Linked DNA regions of Homo sapiens: region 2 is linked to region 1. The links are chromatin contacts, found by Hi-C or POLR2A ChIA-PET in ENCODE. All regions are on one chromosome and are shown on one strand. Each heading gives the region's core, a stretch centred on a gene start or an enhancer-like site at or near the end of the contact. The rest is flanking DNA. Distances are from core to core; before and after follow the strand shown. Region 1 has its middle 27 kb from the start of HCG27. Region 2 has its middle 4.8 kb from the start of MIR6891.

Region 1 (4,954 bases), core at 1-2,500:
TGTAATACTAACTGTTTTCCTATTGTTCTGTCACTGTGCTCAACCTCCTCCCCCAAATAAAGACCTCTTTTGTCCTTGCTAGATTTAAATATGCTGTACATTGTTTTGATGTTGTTACCCCCTTAACCATACTAGAAGAAACACTGACAGAAAAGTGTCCCCACTGTACACATACTACTTAGTCAAAGAACAGTACAACTAGAACTCTGTTGTACCATACTTATAAGTGTACAAAGACTCGCTTAAGAACTTGTACTTATAAGGCCGGGCGCGGTGGCTCACGCCTGTAATCCCAGCACTTTGGGAGGCCGAGGCGGGTGGATCACAAGGTCAGGAGATCGAGACCATCCTGGCTAACACGGTGAAACCCCCGTCTCTACTAAAAATAAAAAAAAAAAAAATTAGCCGGGCGTGGTGGTGGGCTCCTATAGTCCCAGCTACTCGGGAGGCTGAGGCAGGAGAATGGCGTGAACCCGGGAGGCGGAGCTTGCAGTGAGCCAAGATTGCGCCACTGCACTCCAGCCTTGGAGACAGAGCGAGACTCCGTCTCAAAAAAAAAAAAAAGAACTTGTACTTATAATCAGACCACCTGTTCAATTTGTGACCCAAGAAATGGCCAGCCTTATATATGCTATGACCGAAGTCTTTACCTAGGACTTAGTTTAAGATTCATACAAGTAAAAAAAAAAAAAAAGAAGTCTTGTAAGTCAAACCCAAGCCTCTCCTTCCCAGGGTGGGGGCTATATCCATATACTTTGATATTTGTCAGTTAACATCCATGAACCCAACCTATCTCACAATCTCTAGTCCTACAAAGTACTATAAAAACTGCCAGTATAAAATTGTATGTACACTCCCTGTTTGTCCCTCCAAGGCCCTAGCAATAGCTTGCTGGAACTGCACAATGCAGTTCACTGACCGATCATCACTGAGGCCAAAGCCAATCTTGCTCATCAAAGTACCAGCAAAACCAGATTGTAAGACAAGCATTTGCAATCCTGTAAATCTTACTATCTTAAGGCCAAACCTACCTGTATGGACTATAGGCTACTCCATGGCATTACAAAGCTACGGTCAAAAAGCTAAAACAACTTTGTATATTATAAAGAAGACTTGAACCAAGCAGTCAGCCCAGGAGCAATTCTGAGTCTTTAAGTCATTCTTTGAGCATATAAACCGGAAGTTATCAGAGCCTCCTCCTTTAGCCAAAAACCTATTTGTTCAGCTGGCTGAAAACATTGCTGCCAGCCTAGGCGTTTCCTCATGTTATGTTTGTAGAAAGACTAGCATAAAAGACCAATGGCCTTAAGAAGCAAAAAAGTTAATGCCTCAAGATAACTTTACTCCAACTGACTCTTTCCCCAAACCGATGCCCACAAGTTCAAGCGTCTGGCTCTTAAAAACTTCTATATCGAGGCCGGGTGCAATGGATCATGCCTGTAATCCCAGCACTTTGGGAGGCCGAGGCAGGCGGATCGCCAGGTCAGGAGATCGAGACCATTCTAACACAGTGAAACCCTGTCTCTACTAAAAATACAAAAAATTAGCCGGGTGTGGTGGCGGGTGCCTGTAGTCCCAGCTACTCAGGAGGCTGAGGCAGGAGAATGGCGTGAACCCAGGAGGCGGAGCTTGCAGTGAGCCAAGATTGCGCCACTGCACTCCAGCCTTGGAGACAGAGCGAGACTCCGTCTCAAAAAAAAAAAGAAAGAAAGAGATTCCATCTGCATGTATGCATTCAGCCAGGACACAGTGGCCAGGGGTCTTAAACACCACCCAAGAGCCTTCAGACAGTCAAGTTCCTCTTTCTTCTCAGGGTTCAGCCTGAGCACTGGGGTGACCAAACACACTGTGCAAAGGGCAGGAACCTCTTCAATGCCAGCTTATGAATCTGTCCCCTCCAGTGGTGGGAAATCGCACCTCAATCCACAATCCACTATTTCTTCCCGCCCTTACCTCCTCACACCCATCTGGAATTTAGGAGAATGTGGAGAGCAGCCAGCAGCAATAGCAGCAGCTGAGGCCTAAGGAAAACTGAACAGGAAGCCAAGGAAACACATCAGGTGACTAAAATTGTTTGCTGTTCTGCACATGTCCAAGAATGACCCCAAAAGATTTTCAATGACCAGTTCTATGGTTACCAACCTATTGGGCCACGTCATAGACATCAAGTGGATGAGCATTGCCTTTATCAATGACAGGTGAGCCCCACACCCAGAAGGACACCTACTCTCCCATTCCTTATGTTTTCTATCTTTTCACACCTTACATCCTCTTCCCTCCCTCTGGGTGTCTTCCCTCTTTGGGTCTTCTGTTTCTACCCTCTGCCTCCTTTCAGGTGACTAGAGCAGGCTGGTTTGGAACAGGGCTTGGCCATCAGCGTTTGTGTCAGATGAGAATCATGCAAGGATCCAGTGTGATGGGCAGCATCGCTTCGAGGTCAGTGTTAGTGAGCTGCCTGATGAGACAGATGTCTCCTCCACGGTGAGTGCTGATCTCATGAAACACTTAGTTCCTCCCTGAACCTTAGTATGTTTTTCTTCAATCTCATCACATAGGTCATGGGCATCTGATGCATAATGGACACTTGACTGGTTCATGCCCCCTGGCCTTTGATGCTGTGTTGGGATGTTTTCCTGACCTTTATGTGGGGTTTCTGTCTTCTCTCATCATATTACATCCCTTCCCTCACCCCCACGTCCGTCCTCTGAACCCACACAGTACACCAGCGTCTGCATGTGTGCCGTGTGTTCCTGCCTCACTTTCCCCTTTTCATGCCTTATTCTGACTGTGCCATATTTTCTCTTCAGTTGAACAGACACAGTAGAGGACTCACCAATTCTGGGATGTGATAGTCTGTCCTTCAGGAGAAGACCCCAGGTGGGGGTGAAGGAGACACTACTGCCTCCACCCCTAACAGCCCCCACCCCATGGCTTCCCTCCTCTGCATCAGCACCACTCCTGAACCCCCATTCCTGATTGTCAGAATTTTAAAAATCCTAACTAGGCTGGGCGCGGTGGCTCACGCATATAATCCCTGCACTTTGGGAGGTCGAGGCGGGTGGATCACCTGAAGTCGGAAGTTCAAGACCAGCCTGACCAATATGGAGAAACCCAGCGTCTACTACAAATACAAAAATAACCGGGCGTGATGACGAGCGCCTGTAATCCCAGCTACTCGAGAGGCTGAGGCTCAAGAATCGCTTGAACCCAGGAGGCAGAGGTTGCAGTGAGCCAAGATCGCACCTTTGCACTCCAGCCTGGTCAACAAGAGGGAAACTCCATCTCAAAAAAAAAAAAAAATCCTAACGAAAAATGGAACACATGTGTGTCTGTGGTATCTGCATGCTACATCTTCTTACTGTGTTTGGGGAGAGGTTATTGTAGGACATGATCCAGGGTAAATTCCTGTAAGGCTGAGGTGCACTGCTGTGAGGTCAAAGGAGGCATGGGACTGAGACTGCAGAGCCCTGGCTCCCCACTACCTGCCTGTATTAGTCAGGGTTCTCTAGAACTAACAGAATAAATATATATATAAAGGGGGATTTATTAAGTAGTATTAACTCGCATGATCACATGGTCCCACAATAGGTCGCCTGCAAGCTGAGGAGCAAGGAAGCCAGTCCGAGTCCCAAAGCGGAAGAACTTGGAGTTCGATGTTCGAGGGCAGGAAGCATCCAGTATGGGAGAAAGATGTAGGCTGGGAGGCCAGTCTAGCCTTTTCACATTTTTCTCCCTGCTTTATATTCTGGCCACGCTAGCAGCTGATTAGATGGTGCCCACCCAGATTTAGGGTGGGTCTGCCTTTCCCAGTCCACTGACTCAAATGTTAATCTCCTTTGGCAACACCCTCACAGACATGCCCAGGATCAGTATTTTGCGTCCTTCAATCCAACCAAGTTGACACTCAGTATTAACCATCACACTGCTAACTTCTGGCCTTTTGTGGTCTCTTCCATTTTCCCAGTGGCCTGGGAGCAGCTGGGATATTTCTGATCCTGGGGTTCCTGGGGGTGGTGCACAGTATTTCCAATGCTGAGGGGTGCCACAGGCACTGGTGGGAAGCTTGGGTGTCTCCTCCCAGGCTCTCTTGGTGCCTCCTTCCTTATCTGTTTCTTCAGGTTCTGGATCTTGACCATCAGGGCCTGGGGCCCCCACCCCCTCCAGCAGAGCCTGATCCACTCCAGCTGCTGCTCCAGCAACTCTTTGGCTTGGGCCAGCTCAGCTGTGTGGTGGGGCCAGGGCCCTGGTGAGGGGAGTCAGGGAGGGAGCATCAGCCAGGGCAGGGGGGCTGAGGCTCTGGAAAGCTGTGCTGCAGGGTCTGGCTGTAAGTGGGAAATTCTACCTCCCTTTCTCTGTTTCTAGCCCATTAGTTTAAGTCCACCTGTACTGAGAAGCCCAGGGAGCCCTGTATCTTAGGTACAAGCCTCTGGGGAGCAGATAGAGATCCCTGGCCCAGGAGCTATACTGGAAAGCCCACAGCTGCAGAAAGTCAGGTTGCACCTGTAAAACCCCCAGCTGGTTAAAAAAAGATAAAATTTGACTACCTGAGAGGTTTCATTTATATAACAGGAACACCTTCCCAGCCTCTCTCTGTGGGCTATTAAAGATTTCAGAGATTTCTTATTCTAAACAATTAATGAAAACATCAAGTCTTAAAAGGACACATAGTAGTGTCATGGCTAGTCTTCAAAAATTCCCTTGACTAAATTAAGAGCAAAAAAATCACTTCAAACACTTCTGGTAGTTAAAATTAAACACTTCTCAGCCGGGTGCGGTGGCTCATGCCTGTAATCCCAGCACTTTGGGAGGCCGAGATGGGCAGATCACGAGGTCAAGAGATTGAGACCATCCTGGCCAACATGGTGAAACCCTGTCTCTACTAAAAATACAAAAATTAGTCGGGTGTGGTGGTGGGCACCTGTAGTCCCAGCTACTCAGGAGGCTGAGGCAGGAG
Region 2 (5,293 bases), core at 1-2,500, 130 kb before region 1:
CAACTGACCTTTGTCATTGGCCAGACATAGGACAGAATGGTTCTGCATCTGGGGAACACCACTGAAGTAAAAGAAAAATCTCTGGCCTTTTGTAGCATATGTTCCAGTGGGAAGAGGCAGACGATAGATACATTATAACCAGAGTAAGGAAGGAAAGTGCTAGAAGGTGGTAAGTGCTGTGAGGCAGGTGATCCAGGATGTGGGCAGTGGGGACAGGGAAGGTGGCTGTTGTGCTGGGTAGTCAGTGTGTGCCTTGTTGCAAAGGTGACTTTTGAGGAAAGATTTGAGAGACATGAGGATGTCTGGGGAAGTTCTTTCCAGGCAGAGGAAGCTCCAGTCCAAATGCACTATGGCAGGAAGGTGTTTGTGTTCCCAGAAGAACAAGGAGGCCAGGAGGGCTGGACGGAGAGAAACTGAGGTGAGGTCAGAGGTGCGGCCAGAACAGGTGGGCTTGAGGGGAGTGGGGTTGGATCTGGCCTTTGCTCTGAGTGGGATGGGGAGTTAGAGGACAGTTTTGAGCAGAAGAGAGCCATGATATGACTTCTGTTTTAAAAGGATCTCTCTGACGGCTGTGCTGAGAACAGAATTGAGAGGCGAGGGACGAGGGAGGCAGAAGGGAAAACAGTAGGAATCGAGTGCAGTATTCCAGGCTGGAGATGTCGGTTTCCTTGACTGGGGCGTGAGCAGGGGAAATAGTGGGGCGTGAGGGGATTCTGGATGCATTTGAAGATGGACTCACAGCATTTGCCAATGGATTGTATCTGTGGTGTGAGAAAGACGAATCAAGGACACCCATAGTTGTAAAATGAGTGAGTAGAAGGATGGAGCTGCTGTCAGTGGAGATGGGGAGACTCTGGCAGGAGCGTCCTGAGGAGGGGGCATCACAGGCACTCAGTGGAGGAGATGTCTACTAGGAAGGCAGGTGGGGGAGCTGGGGTGGAATTTGGACAGACAACTCCAGAGTTTAGGGGAAAGGACTGGGCTGGAGAAATAGATTTAGGAGGTCACACCATATATATGAGACTTAAAACCTCAGGCATGGATGAAGCACCAAGGGAGTGACTGACTATGGAAAAGAATGAGCACAAGGACTGAACCCTGGACCAGTTCTAAGGGGTGTGATCAGACCACACCCAGAGCAGACTGCACAGTTCTGGTCCCACGTCTAGAGGACACTCAGACAAGGAACCCCCATGTGCACCAGGATCACCTGGATGTGGTGCTGAGATCCAGGAAGTCTGGAGTTGAGCAAGAGATTCTGGATTTATGACAAGGCTGGAGCTCATGTTGCTGGTCTCCAGATCACACTTGGAGTAGCAAGAGCACCAGGATCCCACATGTCTGAGCATCAGCCTCGCCTCTAGGGCTTGTCATATAAATGATTCCTTGGTCTTGTGCATAATACTCTGAGACAAGGGTTCTGGGGAGTGGCCTGTGTATTTTCTAAGTCCCCGCCAGCAATCCTATTGCTCAGACAGATTGGGAGCCACTGAGATCAGTGATCAGAGAGTGCCCAGGGTGGGTGGGTGGGGTGGGTTTTCAAACCCTGTTTAAAAGAGGATTTTTCTCACAGAAAGAAAAGGGAGGCTGTATATCATCAGTTATGAGAGGTGATATTCTCTGTTGTTCTCTCCACCATGGGGTAGAGGCCAGGTAGACAATTCAGGATGTGGCTCTCGCACAAAGAACACCTCTGAATGCCGCTCTCTGACACTCGCCCGCAGACTCATTTCTCACTCACTTCTTGGAGAAAACTATGGAAACCACATTTCTGTAATGTACACAGAAAGTCGTATATCTGGTATTGGGGGCTAGTTTTATTGTGGGGAAGGCTACAGAAGCAGGCTGGAAACTACACATCCGGGAACAGAATTCACAGCCCACCCTGGATCAGGTCCCTCCTAGGAACAACTGCCCCTGCTGCTGAGCACAGACGCCACTGCTCACACCTCTGACACCCTGGTCCTGGACACTGGACCCTGAGGCTAGGACAGATGTCACTGCTGCACATGGAAATTGGACATCACTACTGTCACTCAGCCATCTTTACTAAAATGCTTTCTGCACAGTCCTAGCCTCTCTGTCACCTCATTCTGGCTGAGTCTGGCAGTGATATAGGAGTTAAGAAGAAATTATTTAGACAGGTAGTGAGGGTACGCAAGGCTTTTAATGGAAAGCAGGCTCCAAATTATTTTCTTTTCTAACAAGGAGCAGCCTGTAATATCAAGCTTCAGACATAGACAAGTAAGCTGGAAGTTTGCACGGGTGAATGCCAGCAGCTGTCCAATAGGAATAGGACGCCTGGGACTGGGTATGTTCACAATGGCGGCTCCATCTTCCCTTCTCTTTGCCAGGCACGTTTACAGTAAGGAGCAGACAACATGTCACCAGCCAAGTGGAAAGCCCATTTGCATAATAGGATGAGGGTGGGGTGAACAGCCTTCCACACGCACTATGTAAATATCACACCTGGTACAACCAACCTGTGGGCCCTACATAAATCAGACACCATCTCCTCAAGCCTGCCTGTAAAATCCGATGCACTCCCATTCCAGGCCGGAATTCCCTTTTGGGTGCCCCTCTCTCTCACAAGAAGGAGCTGTTTCCCTTTGTCTTTCTTTTGCCTATTAAACCCTTTGGTCCTAACTCACTCCTCGTGTGTCAGTGTCCTTAATCTTCTTGGCGTGAGATGACGAACACTTAGTATTTACCTGAGACAATGACACCTCTTCAGCAGGTGGTCATCAGACTGGTGGAGCTTAAAACTCATGTCCATGAGCAACTGCAGGGGTGACTGGAGTGTTGTTGTCCTCTTCCAGGGAGGGAGGTGGTGTCTGTCTCCTCTCAACATTTTACATGTTGTAAACCAAAAATAAACATCAAAGCCACCCCTTCCCAATCATTTTAATGGACACCCTCAGCCAGGGTGCTCAAAAGTTAACCTGAAAGACTGGCTCAGGCCACCAAGGGAAGCAGGTATTGAACATGTCTTATTATGCCCTCTTCCCTCTTGGAATTCAGGAAAAGTTGACCAGCATTTACCATCAACACAGACCTTCAGTCTGATCAGAAACATTTACAATCTATACTCTCTGAAGCCTGGCACCTGGAGGCATCATCTGCATGAGAATTTTGGACTCCACAACCTTTTATCATAACCCAGACATTCCTTTCTATTGACAATAACTCAACCAATTGCCAATCAGAAAAATTAAAAATCTACTTATAACCCAGAAGCACTACCCCGCAACCCTTGCTTGCTTCAAATTGTTCCAACTTTCTGGACCGAACCAATGTATAGCTTAAATGTATTTGATTGATGTTTCATATATTCCTTAAATGTGTAAAACCAACCTGTGCCTCAACCACCTTGAGCACATGTTCTCAGGGTCTCCTGAGGGCTGTGTCATGGGCTGTGGTCACTCATTGTTGGCTCAGAATAAATCTCTTTAAATATGTTACTGAGTTTGACTCTTTTCATTGACAGTGTGGAATTCTGATGTAGTAAGCGGGTTCAAGTGCTGGAGTGTGAGGGGTGGGGAAAAGTGACAAATTTTAATTCTTGGAGCAGTGATCCAGGACGAGAACTTTATCTGGTACCCAGTAGGCACGAAGAGTGGCTGAATGAACCAGTGACTAATAAATAACATATTTCCACCCATTCCCTTGAGGATAGGTTTACATCAAGTTTTTGTCTATCCCAGTTTATACTCTAGATTATTGGAGTGGCATTCTGTAATGATGAAATGATTATTCAAACATCTTCCCTCAGCATGACTCTTACTAGGATTAAAACTCCCAGGTTTGTAAGATCTCAGAGGTTCTGGGTCCACACGATGTTTTCTATTAATATTTATATTTTCTTGTGTGTGGAAATATTTCTGGGGAGAGAATCTCTAACATTTATTAGTTTTTATGTGACACCCTCAAAGGCCTAAAAAATCCTAACTTCTAGATTAAAGGTAGGACCACTCCACGTCTAGACAATGAACAGCTGGTAGCAACCTGTGTTTAGGGACATGAAACAAATGCTTACATTTGTTTATCTTTTCCTCTGGGACCGAAGAAGGTAGAGGTTTACTTGCTTACTCTTACTATAAGTTTCTCTCTGTGGGATGGTGATGGGGTTTTCTTCCACCCAAATAACTTTCTGATTCTCCAACAGCAGCTGGGAGTCCTAGAGCTTGACTCAATTCTGACACTAACTACCTGGAGTTCGCCTCAGACTCCACAGGTTTACCAGCTCAGTCCTACAAGTCTGTCCTCACTTCAGAAGCAAGTCACAAGTATCACGTCCCAGGTTACCTGCACTTCTGTCTAACATGGCTGCAAAGTCAGGGGTTTCTCACCTCCCAAGGATTGAGAATTCTTAAACTAACACAAAGAACTCAGGAAGTTGCTATAGCCATGTAAACCAAAAAACGTCTGAGACAGGTCTCAGTCAGTTTAGAAGTTTATTTCACCAAGCTGAAGATGCACCTTGGAAACAGAGACACAAATCATTGTAGCATCTGTGGCCCATGCTTTTTCCTAACAGGCTTTTGAGGACTTCAATGTGTACAGGGGAAAGAGCAGCCAGGAGAGGAAAAAAATAGTCAACTATGCATTCATCTCATGCTCAGTAAATCTGCATTTTAAATAAGATAAAGTAAACATTGGGTGGAAAAGTCAAATATGCGTTTGACTCTGGGTGGGTGGAGGGATGATTTCTAGTCTTGTCTTTGTCCTGTACCTGTGAAGATAAGCTGTTAATTTACATTGTCAGGGGAAAATTCAACAAAACTGTTTTAGGGTAAACACGTTGGGGCCCACAAGGAATTATCTTGTGAGCAGTTTGTGAGGGAGGCCACCTGGGGAGATATGTGGTCTTCTATCTTTGCAGTTATTTGTTTAGGAACGAAAGAAAGGCAGTTTTTCCATCAGTCTCCAAACTTAATTTTTCCTTTTGGTATAGTGAATTTGGAGTCCTGAAATTTTATTTTCTTTTCACACTCAGTATTGCAGTTTTTTATTGTTATAGCTTAAATCCCCACCTTTTTGGCACCTGGGACTGGTTTCATGGAAGACAGTTTTTCCATGGACTAGTGGAGGTGGTGGAGGGCAGAGGGAAATGGTTTCGGATGAAACTGTTGTACCTCAGATGATCAGGCATTAGCGCTTCATAAGGAGCATGCAACCTAGATCTCTTGCATGCAGAGTTCACAATAGGGTTCATGCTTCTATGAGAATCTAATTCCGCCACTGATCTGACAGGAGGCGGAACTCTGGTGTCATGCTCATGCTCTCTCACCCA

What was found. A loop is a pair of places that touch in the nucleus more often than their neighbours do. ChIA-PET counts read pairs that join two places held with the same protein, here RNA polymerase II (POLR2A). Pooled maps may share reads with other maps.
Region 2: a map of dorsolateral prefrontal cortex shows a loop between it and region 1 (2.4-fold over the local background). The contact joins two enhancer-like sites. A Hi-C loop is called at or near these places in 1 of 168 maps with a recorded cell type or tissue (dorsolateral prefrontal cortex) and 1 of 50 pooled maps. POLR2A ChIA-PET finds 5 or more read pairs at or near these places in 3 of 52 experiments (CD4-positive, alpha-beta memory T cell, OCI-LY7 and naive thymus-derived CD8-positive, alpha-beta T cell).

The regions. Positions count from the first base shown.
Region 1 is chr6:31,222,212-31,227,165 of GRCh38, reverse strand. No RefSeq gene overlaps it. Among named protein-coding and RNA genes, the nearest start is that of HCG27, 27 kb to the right of the region's middle. RefSeq lists enhancers at 1,557-2,152, 2,246-2,868, 3,665-4,166. Within about 2 kb of position 1,250, at least 2 of the 41 ENCODE cell types and tissues checked have a DNase peak (open chromatin) inside an H3K27ac peak, as active enhancers do.
Region 2 is chr6:31,347,873-31,353,165 of GRCh38, reverse strand. No RefSeq gene overlaps it. Among named protein-coding and RNA genes, the nearest start is that of MIR6891, 4.8 kb to the left of the region's middle. Within about 2 kb of position 1,250, at least 3 of the 41 ENCODE cell types and tissues checked have a DNase peak (open chromatin) inside an H3K27ac peak, as active enhancers do.